4 separate regions of the Homo sapiens genome follow, and regions 1, 3 and 4 are each linked to region 2. The links are chromatin contacts, found by Hi-C or POLR2A ChIA-PET in ENCODE. All regions are on one chromosome and are shown on one strand. The core of a region is the stretch at or near the end of the contact, and the rest is flanking DNA. Distances in the headings are between cores, read along the strand shown. Region 1 holds the start of TIMM17A (translocase of inner mitochondrial membrane 17A). Region 2 holds the start of LINC01353 (long intergenic non-protein coding RNA 1353). Region 3 holds the start of RBBP5 (RB binding protein 5, histone lysine methyltransferase complex subunit). Region 4 holds the start of PPP1R15B (protein phosphatase 1 regulatory subunit 15B).

The links. Hi-C counts contacts between places; a loop is a spot of excess contacts on that map. ChIA-PET counts read pairs that join two places held with the same protein, here RNA polymerase II (POLR2A). Pooled maps may share reads with other maps.
Region 1: a loop to region 2 is called in a map with no recorded cell type, with 16 times the contacts of the local background. The contact joins the promoter of TIMM17A here to the promoter of LINC01353 in region 2. A Hi-C loop is called at or near these places in 1 of 37 single-sample maps with no recorded cell type and 6 of 50 pooled maps. POLR2A ChIA-PET finds 5 or more read pairs at or near these places in 1 of 52 experiments (H1).
Region 3: a pooled map shows a loop between it and region 2 (13-fold over the local background). The contact joins the promoter of RBBP5 here to the promoter of LINC01353 in region 2. A Hi-C loop is called at or near these places in 1 of 37 single-sample maps with no recorded cell type and 6 of 50 pooled maps. POLR2A ChIA-PET finds 5 or more read pairs at or near these places in 2 of 52 experiments (K562 and naive thymus-derived CD8-positive, alpha-beta T cell).
Region 4: a map of B cell shows a loop between it and region 2 (11-fold over the local background). The contact joins the promoter of PPP1R15B here to the promoter of LINC01353 in region 2. A Hi-C loop is called at or near these places in 3 of 168 maps with a recorded cell type or tissue (B cell, naive thymus-derived CD4-positive, alpha-beta T cell and sigmoid colon), 9 of 37 single-sample maps with no recorded cell type and 15 of 50 pooled maps. POLR2A ChIA-PET finds 5 or more read pairs at or near these places in 2 of 52 experiments (B cell and naive thymus-derived CD4-positive, alpha-beta T cell).

Annotation. Positions count from the first base shown.
Region 1 is chr1:201,952,488-201,957,882 of GRCh38, reverse strand. TIMM17A (translocase of inner mitochondrial membrane 17A) reads right to left here and starts at 2,380. Exons shown (of 6, transcript NM_006335.3): 1 at 2,331-2,380; 2 at 503-602; 3 at 309-372. The coding sequence starts at 2,356. RefSeq lists an enhancer at 2,102-2,391.
Region 2 is chr1:203,283,727-203,288,542 of GRCh38, reverse strand. It overlaps LINC01353 (long intergenic non-protein coding RNA 1353), which reads right to left and starts at 1,391. Exons shown (of 3, transcript NR_117097.1): 1 at 1,232-1,391; 2 at 237-554; 3 at 1-38. RefSeq lists an enhancer at 386-1,585.
Region 3 is chr1:205,120,297-205,125,613 of GRCh38, reverse strand. RBBP5 (RB binding protein 5, histone lysine methyltransferase complex subunit) reads left to right here and starts at 3,636. Exons shown (of 14, transcript NM_005057.4): 1 at 3,636-3,759. The coding sequence starts at 3,741. RefSeq lists a silencer at 2,659-2,953 and enhancers at 3,315-3,534, 3,675-3,854, 5,018-5,317.
Region 4 is chr1:204,410,213-204,415,178 of GRCh38, reverse strand. It overlaps PPP1R15B (protein phosphatase 1 regulatory subunit 15B), which reads left to right and starts at 3,362. Exons shown (of 2, transcript NM_032833.5): 1 at 3,362-4,966. The coding sequence starts at 3,768. RefSeq lists enhancers at 3,075-3,124, 3,135-3,834, 4,095-4,244, 3,551-4,385 and a silencer at 3,170-3,616.

The DNA of each region.
Region 1 (5,395 bases), core at 1,131-3,630, 1.3 Mb after region 2:
TACAGGCGTGAGCCCCGTGCCCGGCCTCACACCTGAGCTTTAAATAACTGTCTTTCTTCTGGAGAAGGAAAAAAAAAAAAAATCACCGAGTGTCTGAAGGACAGAGACAAGATTTTCAAATGGGTATCATAATTCAGGTTAATTTTTCAAACAAACTACAAATCAAGAAGAAACTATAGGGATATATGTTTGTGACAAACCGTTAGACCAAACTAAAATCACTAATTGTTGTAATCTAAAAATAAAAATAGCTCCATCTTCAAAGGAACAGAAAAAAATAGTTCAGTTAAAATGAAAATTCTGCTTACCTCCTAACTGTGGAGCCCTGGTTTTAATAGCTGTCAAACTCCCTCGTAGTCTGTGGTTTACTCCCTATAACAAAAAAAAGGAAGCAACAAAAAATATATTAGAAGTACATTTCTAAGCCACTGATGGGACCACCAGTAATATCATCAAACCCAAGTTGCAAGTGATGATAAAATAAGACCATTCACCCACTTACCACTGGAGAATTGCGAAAACCTTTGATTGCTTGAAAGATACCACCACCAATGGTACCCATCGTAAAGGCCCCACCACAGTCATCCACAATTCGCCATGGGCTAAGAACAGGGGGAAAAAAAAGACCATATTTCTCATTCACAAACCATAAAATCTTCTTTGCCAATACAGTAAGGATTATAATGGAACAGATTATACTGCAGGGCCCACTGCAACCAATAAATATTTGGCCTATAAAATGACTTGAGGAAATGCTGTAATCAAACAGGGCAGTCAAAAAATCAAAGCAGTTTTGACTACAAAGATAACCAGGTAACTGATTATATTGTTTCAGGGCATACGTACTAAGAGAAAGCAAAGGGGCTACCTAATGATTTAGTAAATGAAAACCCATTATTTTTCTAAGTTGTTTTTTTTTTTTTTTTTGAGATGGAGTCTCACTCTGTCACCCAGGCTGGAGTGCAATGGCGCAATCTTGGCTCACTGCAACCTCCGTCTCCTGGGTTCAAGTGATTCTCCTGCCTCAGCCTCCCAAGTAGCTGGGACTACAGGCGCGTGCCACCACGCCCGGCTAATATTTGTATTTTTAGTAGAGACGGGGTTTCACCATACTGGCCAGGCTGGTCTTGAACTCCTGACCTCGTGATCCGCCTCGGCCTTCCAAAGTGCTGGGATTACAGGCGTGAGCCACCACACCCGGCCTTATTTTTCTAAGATCTTTAACTCAACATAGTTAAATATTTTAACTCTCTGCTAACCTGTGTCATTATAGTACATCAAACAGCTATTTACAGTGTGCTGAGTCCTACATATCTGAGCACAATCCAGAATGGAGGATAACTGCTTTGAAGAAGATAAGTTTGAAGAGCCAGGAGACCCTAAAACTTATATTTTGTATGCCATTTATGGGAGAGGGGAACATAAAACATGCAACAAGGCTAGGATACCAGAGTAGTAATTTAAGGTCCTGGGCACTTTCACAAATTGAGGACATCTTGGTTGTTGCTCTTACACAATAAAACAAATGATTAACCGAAATATCAAGATTTGATTTTTTACCTATGACCCTAGAAACTTTAAACTCTGGCAACCTGAGACTTCTGACAGCAATTACATCGTTTTATAATTATCTATGTGTCTGGTTTATTCATACTCAATAAACGCTGGATGTAACAATGAATTTCTGTCCATGGCTTTTCAGAGAACACATGCTATTACCTCTTCCTATTTCCCAGGTAATTTTTGTCCCCCTCTACCCTCAAGAAAGAATTCCAAGAAGGAAAACAAGGCCCCACGCAATAAAGAAGCTTATCCAGACCCCTTGGCTAAAATCTATGTTCCATTCATTTAAAATGCTTCACTCTGTGGACACATATCATGATACAAGTAAAACCTCAAGAATGACACTCCCTCAAATGCCTATTCTTCAGTTCCTCAACGCAGGAACTGAGCAAGGCGAGACGGAGGGACGCGCCCAAGGTCACCTCGACGAACAGGGGGGATTATAACTGGCCCCGCATAAAGTCGATTACGCCCTGCGTTGGGAGGAGGTTCCGAGGTTCTATCAAACTCAAGTCTGGACCTCCTTACCATCCATCACAAGGTCACACGGGTGCTGGGTTGGGAGAGGGAGGCTCACGCGGCCGGGGAGGTACTAAGTACAGGGCTAAGAAGCCGACTGGCCGCGAAAGACCGCATTGCCCAGTTACCAGGCCCAAGTCGACGAGGCTGCGGTTGAGTCTGGCTTGCACCTTGGGAGCCTGGACAAGGGAGAAGGAGGGCAGTGGGCAGGGGGGCAAGAGAAATGCAAAGACAGCGGTGAAGCTCACCAAGGCTCTCGCGCGTACTCCTCCATCTTGACTCCAATGCCGCGAGTGATGCCGGGCAAGCTGGGCGGAGCCTGACCCCAGAGGCGGAAGTGATCCCGAGAGGAGGGCGTTAAGGTCTATGAGCATTGGTTCACCATTTCCCGCTGCAGCCAATGGGAGCCAGGACTCCTGTGGCCAGCGTGTGGTCGGGGCATTGGCCGCGGCGTGGCGAGACTGGCCCTGCCCACGTCCTCAAAGGCCGCGAGTCCCGGCTGTGTGGGCGGGGGGCTACCAATGACGGAGTCACACTACCCGGTCACCAGAGGTTCCGTGGACTGAAATCAACGCGATACTGCCTAAATACGCTTCTTTCTTTCCCTTCCCTTCCGCCTTCCCTTCCCCCTTCCCTTCCCCCTTTCCTTTTCTTCTCTCCTTCCATCCTTTTTCTTTCTTTCTTTTTCTTTTCTTCTTCTTTTTTTTTTTGAGACAGAGTCTGGCTCTGTCGCCCAGGCTGGAGTGCAGCGGCGAGATCTCGGCTCACTGCAACCTCCGCCTCCCGAGTTCAAGCGATTCTCCTGCCTTAGCCTCCTGAGTAGCTGGGACTACAGGCGGGCGCCACCAGGTCCGGCTAATTTTTATGTTTTTTTAGTAGAGACGGGGTTTCGCCATGTTGATCAGGCTGGACTCGAACTCCTGACCTCGTGATCCGCCCACCTCGGCCTCCCAGAGTGCTAGAATTACAGGCGTGAGCCGCCGCACCCGGCCTCTTTCTTTCTCTTCTTTTCTTTTCTTTCCTTTCTCTCTCTTCTTTTTCTTTCTTTCTTTTTTGGTACTTTTGCTGTCAAATGTGGATTAATGCTATCTTATTCGTCACTTACTGTGAAGCTGTTACCAAATACACGTAGCTCCTTTAGGGCAAACAGTGTCTCAGTGATTTATAATAACCACAGTGCCTGGAATGTAGTAGATGCTCAATAAATGTTTGTGAACTGGAACTGTTTGGGCCATCTGGAGAGCCATGACCAATTTGGAGCCCTCGATTTCAGGGACATTGACACCAGAGCCTCTCACAGGCCTCTCCACTAATGATCACCAGAAGGTGTGAAGATGTTTGGCTCGGAGAAGAGGGGACTTATGGGGACCAGGCCGGGCGTGGTGACACGTGCCTGTAGCCCTGACTGTTCGGGAGACTGAGGCGGGAAGATAGCTTGAGCCCAGGAGATCTACCCCGCAGGGAGCTGTGATCATGCCACTGCACTCTAGTGACAGAGTGAGACACTGTCAAAAAAAAAAAAAAAAAAAGGTTGGGACCCATGGAGCTTTTAGTTTACTGTCAACAAAATCCCAATCATGTGATGGCTGTTAAAGTGCTCCTCTCCATTCTGTACGTTTGTAATTAACTTTAAAAATATGTATATATTTATTTTACGGAAAAGTCAATGTCATAAATAATGGAAGAGGCCGGGCGCAGTGGCACACGCCTGTAATCCCAGCACTTTGGGAGGCCGAGGCGGGCGGATCACGAGGTCAGGAGTTCGAGACCAGCCTGACCAACATGGTGAAACCCCGTCTCTACTAAAAATACAAAATTTAGCCTGGCGTGTTGCCTGTAATCCCAGCTAGTCAGGAGGCTGAGGCAGGAGAATGGCTTGAACGTGGGAGGTGGAAGTTGCAGTGAGCTAAGATTGTGCCTGGGTGACAGAGCGAGACTCCACCTCAAATAAATAAATAAATAAAGGAAGACTGCAAAGAGGAGTGAGGGTCTCTCCAAAAGCTTGGAAATAAAGTAAGCAGATGAATCGAACCCTCCATGGAACTAAAGATTATCAATAAATGTGTCTTGCACGTGAGAATGGTTCATACTAGTTATCTGATTTGGGTGTGTAAGGTGGAGAAGACGTGTTCAGAATGTGACTGTAATTAAGAATAGTTAACTCTATTTAATTGTACAGGCCAAAGAGAGAATGTGGGAGAGGGGACATGGAGGAATTCAGAGGGCAGGAATCTGACATTTAGTCAGCACCGAAGACCTGGTGGGTATAAATATTTTAGTAACTAGAGATTTGCACTCTCACCAGGACCCAGATAAAATATCCCTTAGCTCTAGCTCTAGCTACCTCCCTTTGTTCTTATTCCATATTTATTATGCAATCTTCTTCTTCTTATTTGGCTTCTGAATAGATTTCGATATAGAAGAGAATACCCTGGCCTGTGTTTATAACTATTCTTCTCCACTTGGTAGTTAATACTGGCTTATGTATCTGCCTCTTGTGAGATCAGTTATTTTGACTAAATCACCAGGAATAGTCAGGGTTCTCCAGAGAAACAGAACCAAGAGGATATATATATACACACACATATATATATCTTATTGTGTGCAAATATATATATATCCTTCTGTTTCTGTTTCTCTCTCTCTCTCTCTCTCTCTATATATATATATATATATATACATAAAATTAATATTTATTTATTTATTTTTGAGATGGAGTCTCACTCTGTTGCCCAGGCTGGAGTGCAGTGACGTGATCTCGGCTCACTGCAACCTCTGCCTCCCAGGTTCAAGTGATTCTTCTGCCTCAGCCTCCCGAGTAGCTGGGACTACAGGTGTGCGCCACCACACCTGGCTAATTTTTGTATTTTTAGTAGAGATGGGGGTTTCACCATATTGGCCAGGCTGGTCTCAAACTCCTGACCTCGTGATCTGCCCACCTGGGCCTCCCAAAGTGCTGGGATTACAGGCATGAGCCACCACACCCAGCCTATTTATTTATTTATTATGAGTAGTTGGCTCACATGATTATGGAGGTTGAGAAGTCCAATAATCTGTGTCTGCAAGCTGGAGATGGAGGAAAGTCAGTGATGCAGTTTGGTCCAAGTCCAAAGGCCTGAGAGCCAGGGGTGCTGATGATGTAAATCCCAGTTTGAGGGCAGGAGAAGGTGAAATGAGATATCCCAGCTCAATAGTGAGGCAGGAAAAGAGGGGCAAATTCTTTCTTCGGCCTTTTCAATGCCCAGCCACACTGAGGAGGGCAATCTACTTTGCCGAGTCTACCAATTCAAATGCTATTCTCATCTGGAAACAT
Region 2 (4,816 bases), core at 142-2,641:
CTCCACCACCTCCTCCACCATCCCGACCTCAGCCTGGCCTGGAAGAAAGTGCAATGAGTGTGGAAGCACAAGACCGATGCTTCCACCCCAGCTTTGCCCTGCCCTGGGCCATTCCACCCTTCTGAGCCTCCATTTCCTTATCACTGAAATGGGGAGAATACTTTCTGGCTGGCTTCGTTTATTGTGAGAGTCAAGAGAATAAACGTTTGTGAAAATACTTTGAAAACAGCCCCCACCTATCAGTTCTCCACCAGGTGAATTCTCCCCTCTCATCCTCGGCACCAGCTCCTACCCCATTCCTCCCCTTCGAGTCTCTCTCTGTAGATTTTCATGGCTTTGGGCATTTTGTTCACAGCTCTGTTGACATTCCCTTGACCTCAGAATTCTGGAGGTGCCTTAATTCCGACTTCCCCTATAGACGCCTCCTCAGGGCAGGAAATATGCCTTATTCATTCATCCTGTGATTCCAGTGCCAGGCCCAGGAAGGGCACATAGTAGGAGCTCAGTCAGCGCTGATTCCCTTTCTTCTACCAGCAAATCCCAGGGATGGAGGCCTGAAAAAGAACCCAGTAGAATTTAGGGGAGCAGACTCTGTCCTCCAAGAGAGAGGGGTTGGGGAAGAAGGGAGACAGGAGGAAAGGAGGGGAGTGGCCCTTTGCTATGCAGGCCAAAGGATGCCCGCTGTCACCACACACAGGCGCAAGGTAATACCAGTCTCCATAGGGTGACATGGTGCTGACTGGTTTTACTCAGCGATCCCAAGGCTGGGAGAACCTCTGAGAGCCTCAGCAGAGGGCCAAGCCACTCTTCCTGGTAGGAAAGCAGACATTCTGCCTAAAAGGGAAGTCCTTGGGTAACAAGTTCCACTTCATCACAGCCAGGGCACTAACCTAAAACCCTACCCTCTCCTCCTCCCCCACCGCACAGGCAAACCATTTCCTCTTCTGCTGAGCTCATGGAAACAAAGAACAGCTGTCCTCTCATTGATTGGTTTAAAAATAAGAGACTCTTGCTTTACCTCCCCAACCCCCCACCCAGACCTCTGATGACCAAACATCTCAGCACAGTCCCCCTCAGGCCTCCACCCACTCCCCTGGGGACAGAGGGGCAGCCCCTGGGCCGCCCACAGGCTCCCTCCTCCTCCCTGTGGGGACCAGCCTCTGCCTGCCACTGAGCCACACCCGTCTACCTTCGGTGGGGTGACTGCAGCTGCCCAGCCACTGGCTCTTACCAGTGTGGCCTTGGCATTCACACTTTGGCCACCATAATTTTGTCTCTGCAGTGGGCCTTGCACAAGGCTGGGAGGAAACAGCCTCTGTAGAAATCAAGGTTTCCTGCTCTGTGAGGGCTGATGCGGTGCCATGGAGATACTTCCTGTGACTTTGCCAGGCAAACTGGAGGCCAGGGGAAAGATCGGGAGTGTGAAGTCCTGACTTCTCAGCTACTCAGAAACCCCTCTAAGCCTCGATGTTTTCATCTGAAAAATGACAGTGGCAAACTGCTTATAGAGGGACTGTCAGGATCAAACGAGATATGGTTATGAAGGCGCATTGAAAACGGTGCCACCATGGACACACGAGTTGCTATTTCTGCCTGCCACCTCCACAGACCCCAGTTCACCACCAGCTGCAATCTCTACAAGTGGCCCTGCCTTCCTGAAAACCCCAAACCAAGACTTGCCTCCCTGGGCATCTGAGTCCACCCCATCCTCTCTCCTCGGGCTTACTTACTCAACCTACACCACAGGGAAATGCACCAGTTGCTTAAGAGGTGTGGAAAGTTTCCTCCAGTTTTTTCCATGGTTTGTGTGCTTGTCTTACCTGTCCCGCCTCCTTCCTAGCACCGTGGGAGTATAAGCTGGCTCCTCTGCAATGGATCCGTGGCCAGTACCTCTGTTCCCTCACAGCACAGGATAACAATAAGTGTGCCAAATGGAAGTGTGCGTGTGGGAGAGGGCACACAGCCAGATGGCTCCTTGGGGCAAAGCCTTATTTCTACCACATAGGACTTTGTAGACAATCACTCTCTGGCTATAGAGGGGTTTTGTGCTCATTTTCTGTTGTGAATCAAGCTAATTTTGGATTCACTGGGATACAATAGTGAACTGAAAGGCAGCTGCCTGCAGGAGGAGCTCAGAGAACCAAGCAGAGCCAAGCCCTGGGAAGCCTTTTAGAGGAAGATTTGCAGAGAAGGAGTGTGACAGTCATAAGTGTCCCACGCTCTCAGTCCTCAGCAGGCTGTCCCTCCCAGTCCCAGGTTCACCTTGCAGAGGTGTGGTGGAGAACAAGCGTGCCCAGCAGCTTCCCGTCTGAAAGCCAACTGGCACAGCCCACCTCCAGTGGGCCACCCATGTTTCTGGGGCCAATGAGCCTCTGAGCTGGGAGGTCCTGGCCAAAGAAATGCCCTCCTGCCTCAGAGAACAGAAAGTTCCAGAAGATCCAGGGTAGCTTTATTCCTGACTTAGCAAGCAGACCTAGAAGTGGGATGGAGAAGGGCTTTTGAATCTCCCTCCAAAGGTCCAGAGAAATCTCCTTGGAAATTTGATTGATTATTGATTATTGTAACAAGAGTTTCTCCTCCCCCAGGAAGCTCACCAGAGTGGTCTTCTTCTAATAGAGGCGGAACTGTGTGATGGGTGGTCGGAGGTTCCGGCTGCTGTGCCAGACCGCTTGGGTTCAAATCTTATCTTTAACAGTTACCTAATATTCGCTGTGCTTCAGTTGCCTCATCCATAAAGTAGAAATTACAATGATATCTATCACATTGGATTGTTTTTGATTAATGAGTTACTATGTGCAAAACACTTAGGGCTCAGTATTGTTATTATAAGAAAGAACTTTACTTAAGAGGCTTCCTAGTTTAATTTCTCTACCATTATGAAAAGAAATTCTCTCCCTGATTCCGACACCTTTGTTTCTTTCTTTTTCTTTTTTTTTCTTTTTTCTTTTTTTTTTTAAGAGAAGGGGTCTCACCTTGTTGCCCATGCTAGTCTCAAACTCCTGGGCTCAAGCCATCCACTCACCTCAGCCTCCCAAAGTGCTGGGGTAATAGGCATGATCAATATATAATATATATGACATTATATATAATATATTATGTTTCTCCTGGCCTCTGAGCTCCAGGTTCAGCAAGAGGAGAATGCTCAGTTCCTTCCTGTGGACTAAAAGCCACAGGAGACATTCATCAACAGCAATGGGGTGATGAGAGCCATTTGGGAGTATTAGGAAGTGGAAGGTCTGAGAACCTTTTCAAACTAAGAAACCCACCTGGCCAAGGTGTCCCTGACTTGACTCATTCAGTCCCTATCCTGCCATATATTTATTATAACTATATTATATCCCAGAACTTTCACATTTATTGTGTTATTTAATCTTCATGATGATCCCACAGAATAGGCTATAAAGATCTTATCAGAGAAGGCAACTGGGACCTTGGGACGGGTCTCCCACTTCCTGTCCTACTGAGAAGGATCCTATCCATCTTTGCCCCAGGCCATTCCACTGAGGAAGCTGCAAGGTGGTTCCATGGAGGACCAGTTCAGAGTCCATAATAACAGGATGACTTAATGACAGGTTGAATCAGTTTGTTATTTGGAGCAGGCACTGCAGGGAAAGGGCTGGCCATGTTAGACGTGGCTCATCCTCTTCCCTCTTCAAAAACACTCCCACTTAATGCTTGACCTCCCAGAATCAAGGAAGTACGTGGCCTTATTGCTAGAGCCAAAATTTGCAGAGTCAAGTGCACATCCAGCCTGCTAACAAGAAATTCCAGGTGCCCTGAGGACAGTGGTGCTGGCCTCAAAGTCACAAGAGCTTTCTGGGTTTAGGGTCACCCTGCACTGATTCTGAGGAATTGGGAGTAAGACACAGACCCTCTCCATACACTTGGCCTGGGAGGATCATCCTGCCCTGCTCACGGGGGAGAGGGACAGAGCCCGTCAGTCCCAGCCCCAGCTCTCCGGCATGATGCCAGAAGTCAGGAGCCTGGTGAACTCTCTGGCTCAGCCACCGACTCTCTGGGTCTCAGACTTCTTCATTATAAAGTGAGGATGTCGGACTAACCGTACCTAAGATAGCCGTGAGCTTGGACAGCCGGGATGACCTTCTCTGTGCCAAATTACCCTAATTCCTTCCATCTTGTGTCATTTGCCTTCCACTTACTGGTCTTATATACATCTTTTTAAAGGATTTTATCAGTTTAGTTAAATTCAACATTCTCCAAGCAGCTGGTATACACCCGACATTGACCCGATACTGGAAAATCAATGGTGCTGAGATATCTGTTTTCAGAGTGCTTCCAGTCTAGCAGAGGAAGGCAGGCAAGAGAACAGACAATGAGACCAGGGTCTCTGGAAGCTGTGGGAGGGAGAAGAACAGGGAAAAGATCCCAGCAGGCCAGAAAGGGTTTTCCTCAGGTGACTTGGGTCTGAGAAGAAACTCACCCCGTTCCAGGAGAAGTAGGGGCAAGGGAGAAGGGGACTAACATTTTTTGTTTGTTTTGTTTTAAGATGGGGTCTCACTATGTTGCCCAAGCTGAAGTGAATGACTATTCACAGATGCAATAATAATGCACTGTAGCCTCAAACTCCTGGGCTCAAGGGATCCCCTCACTTCAGCCTCCTGTGTAGCTGGGACTATAGGTGTAAGCCATTACAACTGGCTGGGGGGACTAACTTGTAAGTTATTATTATTTATTTATTTACTTATTTTTGAGACAAGGTCTGGCTCTATCGCCCAGGCTGGAGTGCAGTGGTGTGATCTCAGCTCACTGCAGCCTCCGTCTCCCAGGCTCAAGTGATCCTCTCACCTCGGCCTCC
Region 3 (5,317 bases), core at 2,387-4,886, 1.8 Mb before region 2:
CGTCTCTACTAAAAATACAAAAAATTAGCCAGACGCGATGGCGGGCACCTGTAGTCCCAGCTACTCGCGAGGCTGAGACAGAAGAATGGCGTGAACCCGCGAGGCAGAGCTTGCAGTGAGCCAAGATTGCGCCACTGCACTCCAGCCTGGGTGACAGAGCGAGACTCCGTCTCAAAAAAAAAAAAAAAAAAAAAAGAATGAGTTTCAGTAGAAGAGAGGTAGGTAGCAGGGGGGCCAATTAGCTGCTTATTGCTGATTTCATTATATGAATATATCAGGATATAGCCATTCTACAGTTTTTGATGTTTGGGCTATTTGTGATTTTTTTTTGCTATTATGAACAATGGTACTATGTCCATTGTACATGTTTCCTGGTGCACTTGTGCAAGAGTTTTTCTACAATATATACCTACAGGTAGAATTTCCTGGTCATAGTGTATAAAAATGTAAACAAGGTCATTTTTACTACATAACAAGAAATTGTTTTCCGACGTGGTTGTACTGATTCACATTCTCTTGAGAGAATTCTCTTACAAGAATTTTGGGTGCTCTTCTTTTAGTTTGTCAACTTTGTCGTTGTAAATATCTAATTGTGACTTAATTTGCATTTTACTGATTACTGATGAGATCTGGCGTTGTCAAATAGATCACTTCCCTTTTTTTGAAGTGCCATGGCTTGCTCTCTAATTTTTACAGGTTATTTAAACTTTCTTTTTTTTTTAAAAGAAAAAGGCCAGGCATGGTGACTCACCACCTGTAATGGCAGCACTTTGCGGGGCCGATGTGGGCAGACAGCTTGAGCCCAGGAGTTCGAGTCCAGCCTGGGCAACATGGTGAATCCCTGTCTACAAAAACTACAACAATTAGCTGGGCATGTTGGTGCCTGCCTATAGTCCCTGCTACTTGGGGGGACTGAGGTGGGAAAATCACTTGAGCCTGGAGGTTGAGCTGCAGTGAGCTGTGATCATGCCACTGCACTCCAGCCTGGACGACAGAGTGAGACTCTGTCTCAAAAAAAAAAAAAAAAAAGAAAAGAAAGAAAGAAAAGAAAAAAAAAGAAAGTCCAAATAGGATTGGAGGGGTAGAAAGGGAAAAAGAGGTGTGAGGAAAAAGGTGTACTGAAAATCCCTCAGTGGGCCGGGTGCTGAGTTGAGATTGCGCCACTGCACTCCAGCCCAGGCGACAAGAGCAAGACTCCCTCTCAAAAAAAAAAAAAAGAAAAGAAAAGAAAATTCCTCAGGGGTTTTCTAACACTATTTTTATTTTCATTTTATTTATTTATTTATTTTGAGATGAAGTCTTGCTGTTGCCCAGGCTGGAGTGCAATGGCATGATCTTGGCTCACTGCAAACTCCACCTCCTGGGTTCAAGCGATTCTCCTGCCTCAGCCTCCCTAGTAGCTGGGATTACAGACATGCGCCACCACACCTGGCTATTTTTTGTATTTTTGGTATAGACGGGGTGTCACCATGTTGGCCAGGCTGGTCTCGAACTCCTGACCTCGTGATACGCCTGGCCTCTGCCTCCCAAAGTGCTGGGATTACAGGTGTGAGCCACTGCACCTGGCCTCACTATTTTTATTTTTAACAGCTTTAATTTTAACTTCATTAGCTATATTAGCATCCAATCTGTAAAAATTATTACATTGGAATCAGGCGTGGTAGCTCACAGCTGTAATCTGTAATCCCTGCATTTGGGAGGCTGAGGCAGGAGGATTACTTGTGCCCAGGAATTTAAGGTTACAGTAGTGAGCTATGGTTTCGTCATTGCATTCCAGCCTGGGCAACAGAGTGAGACCATATCTCTAAATACATATATATATGATTACTTTGGATTTGAGAGTAGAGTCAGAGAATTTAGAGGAAACTAGGCTGTGGTTTTCACACGATATTTTTCCTTGTTGCTTTTGCCTTTATGCAAAGTTTTCCTTTGTCTTTGGAGAGTAGAAAAACTGTGGATTTTTTTTTTTTTGAGACAGAGTCTCACTCTGTTGTCCAGGCTGGAGTGCAATGGTGCGATCTTGGCTCACTGAAACCTCTGCCTCCCGGGTTCAAGCGATTCTCCTGCCTCAGCCTCCCGAGTAGCTGGGATAACAGGCATGAGCCACCACGCCCAACTAATTTTGTATTTTTAGTAGAGACAGTGTTTCTCCATATTGATCAGGCTGGTCTCGAACTCCCGACCTCAGGTGATCAGCCCGCCTCGGCCTCCCAAAGTGCTGGGATTACAGGCGTGAGCCACCGCACCCGGCTGCAAAAGACATACTTTATAAAGGTCCAAGGATAATGGAAATAGAAGACATTAATGTAATATGTTCTTGGGAACTAATTGGATACACCAAGTATTATCTTTGACTAGTTTCTGGACTTCTGCTTCATTCTGCAACCTGCAGCCAACTACCATGGTGTCCATCTATTATTAGGCGCTTTAAATAGCTCCTTAATTCACATTTACTCTCTTCAATCGATGTGTCAGACTGTGGGGGCCACTTAATTCCCATTCCAAATTCTTGGGAAAGGAATTTAATTGGGTTGAGCTTAGGTCAGGGGCTTACTGAAAGAGCAATCAACTGGGGCCCAGGGACAGGGTGCACTGTGTGAATGAGGCTGCTTTTTCTGCAAATTTGTCAAGTAGAGGCAGACTGGACTAGCTACATAATTTGCAGGGCCCTGGGCAACATGAAAATGCTGGGCTCCCTAGTTCAAAAGTTTCATTATTGTTTCCAAAAGTTTGCAATTGCAGACAATACTGCGATTAATAAACTTGTGTATGTGTATTTTTCCATTGTCGGAGACCTAGCCCGAGTACTATTTTCTGCAGCGAGCCTTTGACGTTGTTTCCTTTTTCTGATGAGCCACAGCATTTATAGTAGGAATTTGTTCATATAAAATTTGCTCTTTCGCTAGATACCAGTAACTGGACTTCTCTAATTGCTTTGGGTATTTCATTGGAGTTCTGTATGACTGAGCTCCGGGAAACTCAGTCCACCCCTCATTCCAATTCTTTTTCACAGTCTTTTTCACAGCGTCCCTGTCAACACTGTTTGGTAAAGGGTAAAACCTTAGATAATAAGGTTTTTATTATCTTAACACAGACAGGCCTAACATATGTTGTCGTACCTTTCTGTAGGATCAATAGCATATCTTTACAAATGAGAAATAATTTTCACGAGACCGAAACACCCTGCAACGCCACCTACATACAGGGTAAGTACGCGCCTTGGTGAGGTCAGCGGCGCTACACACCCGAGCACTAGGGGACGACCTTCCCTGGTTTCTTGCATTAGCAGGACTTGTCCGGAACCTTTCCTGCGGAGTCTGAGGTAGCCCGCCCGGACAACGCCGCTGAACACACAACAGGGCAAGAACTAGTAGGTTAACTGTATGCCTGGAATTTCTACCTCACCTACATGTTCCCGGAGCAAATAATCTTAAATTGTCGCGCTATTTAAAGTCCCTAGTGACGATAACATTGTTGTACCTCAGCAAAGATCATAATTAATTGTTTCCGAGAGAGTGTATGCTTGATTTTGGTCAGGCATATATTTGGGCAGCCCACCTGAAACGAACAAGGAAGGCGGGGGAAGAAAGCGGAAGCCGCGGGGCCTTCTAAGGCCGAAAGTCTTCGGAGCTTGCGCCAGTCTCTTCGCGGCGTCCACCACTTAGACGCAAGTTGCTGAAGCCGGCCGGGGAGAAGGTGTTGTTGCCGGAGCTGAGACCGGGCGGCCACAGTCCGCAGGGATGAACCTCGAGTTGCTGGGTGAGAAGGGCTGTGGCTGCGTTTTAGAGAAGCGTTGGGTACTGGAAAGGAGGGAACCCAGGCGGGAGGGGAGTCAGGCTGCAATCTTAGGGACACTGTTCGGCTATGGATCACTGGGCACACCTGATGTGGAGCAGCAGCGGGAGGAGGAAGCCCACCTTCTGCCCGAGTAGGTTGCATTGCCCCTCCCGAGGCCACTTTCATATCAATTATGGAGCGATGGGGACAGACAGTTTGTGACTTAGCTTTGATTATGAGGATCGCAGGTGTTGAAGTACCCAGAGCAGCCAGGACCAGAGTTGTTGGAGATGGAATTTGAAGAAGTGAGGCTTGGGATGAAGCTTTGAAGACTTGTCAGGGAATTGGGTGCCTGAACAGGTTAATCTTTTTGTAGAAAAGAGAAGTCTAAGGAGGGGACTTGGAGATCTTCTGGTAGAAGCTTCTCATTGAACAGATGAATAAAGGCTCAGAGGGTAATGGCTAGGCACTAAGCAAGTAAATGGCATAGTTGGCACTGGAATCCAATTATCCTAACTTTCTGTTTAAGGTCCTTTGCTAGGGACGGTGTGTAAAACACTGAGGTGTGAAATACGGAGGGAGTTGTCTTTTGTCGCCCTCACTTTGAGTCATTGCCTCCTTACCTCCTATCCAGATTATTTAAAAACTGTAGGTCCTTTCTCCTGGACTTCCATTAGGTGACATTTAGCATGGTATTCTAGGGGTAGCTGAGGTTTTCAAGGACTTCTGCACTACTTGCTGTTCCTAATGGTTAGGTTTCTCTTTTAAAAAAGTCAGAAGATATGTTAATTGTCAAAAGGGCTACAAAGATACATAAAAAATGGTCTTTGCCCTTAAAGAGCTTTTCATTAAGCAGGGAGTTTAAGGTGATTATGTAAAATAGCTGTAGGATATTGCAGAATGTAGGCAGGCCTGAAAGAGTCATTACCAGTTGCTAAGAATGTTTGGAACAGAGAGTGAATGTCTTTGGGGTAAAGGAAGAAGTCAACCAGGAAAAACAAACCCCCCAAACCTGTGGAGGAGTTGGAGTTTTAAGTGGACTTTTTTTTTTTTTTTTAAGACAGCCTCGCGCCGTCGCCTAGGCTGGAGTGCAGTGGCACAGTCTTGGCTCACTGCAACCTCTGTCTCCTGGGTTCGAGTGATTCTCGTGCCTCAGCCTCCTGAGTAGCTGGTACTACAGGTGCGCACTGCCATGCCTGGCTAATTTTTGTATGTTTAGCAGAGATGGGGTTTCACTGTGTTGGCCAGGCTGGTCTCAAACTCCTGGCCCCAAGCAATCCACTCACCTCAGCCTCCCAAAGTGTCCGGCCTTAAGTGGATTTTTAAGGTTGGTAAAATATCAACAGGCTGAAGTATGAAAATATGGGAGGGATGTTCAGTAGGCATCAGTGAGAGAAGACCTAAAGAATTTTCCTGCTTGGCCAGGTTGTGGATAAAGAGAATGCCAGGGGATGGGATCGGTGCCATCTATTTTGTGTTGGTTCTCGAATGCCTAGCTCAAAAGTTTGGGCTTTTTAGGGAAGGTAGGGTAGATCCATTG
Region 4 (4,966 bases), core at 2,113-4,612, 1.1 Mb before region 2:
TTTTTTTTTTTTTTTTGAGGCAGGATCTCACTCTGTTGCCCAGGATGGAGTGCAGTGGCACAATCTTGGCTCACTGCAACCTCTGCCTCCCAGGCTTGAGCAATCCTCCCACCTCAGCCTCCTGAGTAGCTGGGACCACAGGCGTGCACCGTCATGCCTGGCTAATTTTTGTATGTTTTGTAGAGACAGGGTTTTGCCATGTTGCCCAGGCTGGTAATGTTCAATTATTTTTCAAAACATAAAAAGCTTAGTGAGAAAAGTGGCATTGTCTTACATTTTTTCCAAATGTCTTTAGTATCTGGCTTAATATAAAACAGCTAGAATCTCGTATCTATCTGCTTTTGCATTCATTCTGTTGACAGTTCACACACCATGTATCTTCCAGAAGACTTCACTGTACATACATGAGAAAATGAGAGTTAAAAAAGCTGAGAATTATTATGGAAATATTTTTGGCCTTAAGGACCCTCTGAAAGGGTTTCAAAGGAGGATCCCCAGGGGTGCCCAGACCATACTTTGGGAACCACTTTTCTAGATAGTTGGATACAGCCCTCAAGGAATTCAGGGACCAGCAAGAGAGAATACTTACAGGTATATGTAATGCAATGTGTTAAGTGCTCTAATAGAGCGGAATAATATAAGTACTGTGAGGGATCCATTAATTCTGGCTGGAAAGGTCAATGAAGGCTTCAAGGAGAAGCTGACATTTGAATTGGATCTTGAAGGATGAGTAGGTATGTAACAGGAAAGGTGAAGCTTTTCTTGGCTGAGAAACAGCATGAGTAAAGGCAGGAAGCAAGGAGTACAGGTAAGTCCAATGTTCCTAGAATATAACATGCATGAAGACAAGTGACAGAGGAGGCTGGAAGAGTACAGTGGGAGGGCAGGCTGCATAGAGCCTTTATTCTGCAGGCAATGAGGAAACAACTGAAGACTGTAAAGCAGAACCACACAAGAATATTAGCTAATCTTTGTGCTCCTACTCTGTCTAGGCTAGGCACTGAGAAAACTTAGTTTTCTTACCAATCCATTGAAAGAGGAATTACTAGCCTCACTTTACAAGAAACAGGCTTCTGGTAACAAATTTGCCTACTTGGATCTGTATTATGAAACTGACCTCTATTATTAATACATTTTTCTGAAGTTCATAGGATTGAGATTTTCCAGAGGTATGGATAATAATACAGGATAAACAACAGAAACTGAGGTCCTCTTGGCTTCCTAGAAAGAAGTGGTTGTGCCGAACGTGGTGGCTCACGCCTGTAATCCCAGCACTTTGGGAGGCTGAGGCGGGCAGATCACAAGGTCAGGAAATTGAGACCATCCTGGCTAACATGGTGAAACTCCGTCTCTACTAAAAATACAAAAATTAGCCGGGCGTGGTGGCATGTGCCTGTAGTCCTAGCTACTAGGGAGGCTGAGGCAGGATAATAGTTTGAACCCAGGAAGGCGGAGGTTGCAGTGAGCAGAGATCACACCACTGCACTATATCCTGGGCAACAGAGCGAGACTCGTCTCAAAAAAGAAAAAAAGAAGTGGTTGTTCCTTGAACAGGCCCAGTAAGGCAGGAGGAGCTGCTGGTCTCCTCCCAGCTCCCTAAAGATTTTTCTGCTGTCCCTAGTGCTCATAACTGCCACCCTCCCTCTGTAATTGGTACTTGACTTCAGGGGTATCTATTACAGAGTTTTAGCAGAAATAAAGAAATGAACTAAGACCAAACTCACAAGAGATAATCAAATACAGCAATTAAAATTACCAGCCATTTTTTTTTTCAAAGGATAGTGGTCCATGTTTCCTTTTTGGCTGTTGTATTCTGTGGTTCTGGTTGCTAAGGAAGTATTAATAAATATGAATTGAATATGTTGCCTGCTTGGAAGCATAAAAGAGAGTAAATAGTTCTGGGGACTGAGCTGCTTCTCTGTGAGTTTAGTTTGCCCCACACCAGACATGTATGTACGCAGCACTGCCCAACTTTTACATAAGATCTCAGGTTGATGGTCTACATAGTACTGAACAATAGGAGAACCCTGAAATATCTGTCAGGCTGGGCGCAGTGGCTCACGCCTGTAACCCCAGCACTTTAGGAGGCCGAGGCGGGCAGATCACTTGAGCTGAGTTTGAAACCAACCTGGGCAACACGACGAAACCCTGTCTCTATAAAAATATGCAAAAATTGGCCGAGCACGGTGGCTCACGCCTGTAATCCCAGCACTTTGGGAGGCTGAGGCGGGCGGATCACAAGGTCAGGAGATCGAGACCATCCTAGCCAACATGGTGAAACCCTGTCTCTACTAAAAATACAAAAAATTAACTGGGCGTGGTGGCACACGCCTGTAGTACCAGCTACTAGGGAGGCTGGGGCAGGAGAATCGCTTGAACCCGGGAGGCGGAGGTTGCAGTGAGCCGAGATTGCGCCACTGCACTCCAGCCTGGCGACAGAGTGGGAATCCGTCTCAAAAAAAAAAAAAATTTAGCTGGGCGTGGTGGTGCGAGCCTGTAGTCCCAGCTCCTCGGGAGGCTGAGGTGGGAGGCTCACTGGAGCCCAGGAGGTTGAGGCTGCAGTGAGCCGAGATCGCACTACTGCACTCCAGCCTGGGCGACAGAGCTAGACCCTGTCTCAAATAAATAAATAATAAAAATCTAAGACTACGATAACCCTACAGTTGGCCCGCGGGGCATTCAACCTTCCATGGATTGAAAATATTCGGGAAAAATAAAGATAATAAAACATAATACAAATAAATACAGTATAACAACTAGTTCCATAGCACTTGCATTGTATTAGGTATTATACTTAATCTAGGGGATGGTTTAAATATCTGGGAAGGTGTATGCAGGTTATATGCAAACACTATACCATTTTACATAAGGGACTTGACCGTCTGCGGATTCTGGTGTCTACGGGGTCCTGGAACTAATCCCCATTTCATGAGAGGGGATGACTGTACACACGTCAGTGTGTATTAGGCCATCAAAACGCCTCCGGGAAATTCTCGGGTTATTTTGAAAACCCCTCCCCTCCCCAAGACCTTTAACCTAGAGGGCTGTTGGGGCGGTCTCCTAGGAGACCACACAGAAACGACTGCGCATGCGTGCATTCCCCCCCCCCCCCCCCCCCCCCCCCCCGCCCCGGCTGATGCAACCTCACGCTGCCGTGCGGCTCTACCTCGAGTAAGGAAGCCGACAGGGAAATCTGGCAAAACCAATCGGCGGCCACACGGAAGTGGGCGGAAAGGCCCGCCCCCCGGGGATTTTGCGAGTGACGTTGGGCGGCGCGGCGCTAGGGACGTAGACGCCCAACAGTCCTGCGTCTCTTCCGGCGTCTAGGGGGGTGTCCTGCCGGCGCGCGGGCCCTGCGGCCATTTTGGGCTTCGCTTCCACCGCACCAGCCGGCCTACCCAGTCCTTCCGGTATCGCGTTGCTCAGGGGCTTTTCAACCCTCTGTCAGTCGGAAAACCATCGCCGAGGCCGTGGGGGGACTCCTATCCATGGTGTTGAAGCGTCGAGCCGACTAGGGAACCTCCTTCCCCGCCAGGATGGAAGTCGCATCAGTCGCCGCCTATTGCGCGGGCTGTTCTTCCCTGTGTTCTGCCGCCCGCTGCCGCATTCGCTGCCCTCTGTGGCTTTTCTGCTGGCTCGAAGATCGGCCTGGAGCAGCGACGCCACCGCTGGGCAAGGCCGAGACTCTGTAGGCTTCCTCCGAATCCCGTCGACCTCCAGCCGCTGAGCGCCGCGGCCCTACCTGAGAGACTGTCAAGAAAAAGGAGATGGAGCCGGGGACAGGCGGATCGCGGAAACGGCTTGGCCCTCGGGCGGGCTTCCGGTTCTGGCCACCCTTTTTCCCTCGGCGATCGCAAGCAGGCTCTTCTAAGTTCCCGACGCCTCTTGGCCCGGAAAACTCCGGGAACCCCACACTGCTTTCCTCTGCCCAGCCCGAGACTCGGGTCAGTTACTGGACGAAACTGCTCTCCCAGCTCCTTGCGCCGCTCCCCGGATTGCTTCAGAAGGTGCTAATTTGGAGCCAACTTTTCGGTGGAATGTTTCCGACCAGATGGCTAGATTTTGCTGGAGTCTACAGCGCCCTGAGAGCCCTGAAGGGACGGGAGAAACCAGCCGCCCCCACAGCGCAGAAATCTTTGAGTTCGCTGCAGCTCGACTCCTCAGACCCCTCGGTCACCAGTCCCCTTGATTGGCTAGAGGAGGGGATCCACTGGCAATACTCGCCCCCAGACCTAAAATTGGAGCTTAAGGCCAAGGGAAGTGCTTTGGACCCTGCAGCACAGGCTTTTCTCTTAGAGCAGCAGCTGTGGGGAGTGGAGCTGTTGCCCAGTAGCCTTCAATCCCGTCTGTACTCTAACCGGGAACTTGGCTCTTCGCCCTCTGGGCCTCTAAACATTCAACGCATAGACAATTTCAGTGTGGTATCCTATTTGCTGAACCCTTCCTACCTGGACTGCTTTCCTAGGCTAGAAGTCAGCTATCAGAACAGTGATGGAAATAGCGAGGTAGTCGGCTTCCAGACACTAACCCCAGAGAGCAGCTGCCTGAGAGAGGACCATTGTCATCCCCAGCCGCTGAGTGCAGAACTCATTCCGGCCTCGTGGCAGGGATGTCCACCTCTTTCTACGGAAGGCCTACCAGAAATTCACCATCTTCGCATGAAACGGCTGGAATTCCTTCAACAGGCTAGCAAGGGGCAAGATTTACCCACCCCTGACCAGGATAATGGCTACCACAGCCTGGAGGAGGAACACAGCCTTCTCCGGATGGATCCAAAACACTGCAGAGATAACCCAACACAGTTTGTTCCTGCTGCTGGAGACATTCCTGGAAACACCCAGGAATCCACTGAAGAAAAAATAGAATTATTAACTACAGAGGTTCCACTTGCTTTGGAAGAAGAGAGCCCTTCTGAGGGCTGTCCATCTAGTGAGATACCTATGGAAAAGGAGCCTGGAGAGGGCCG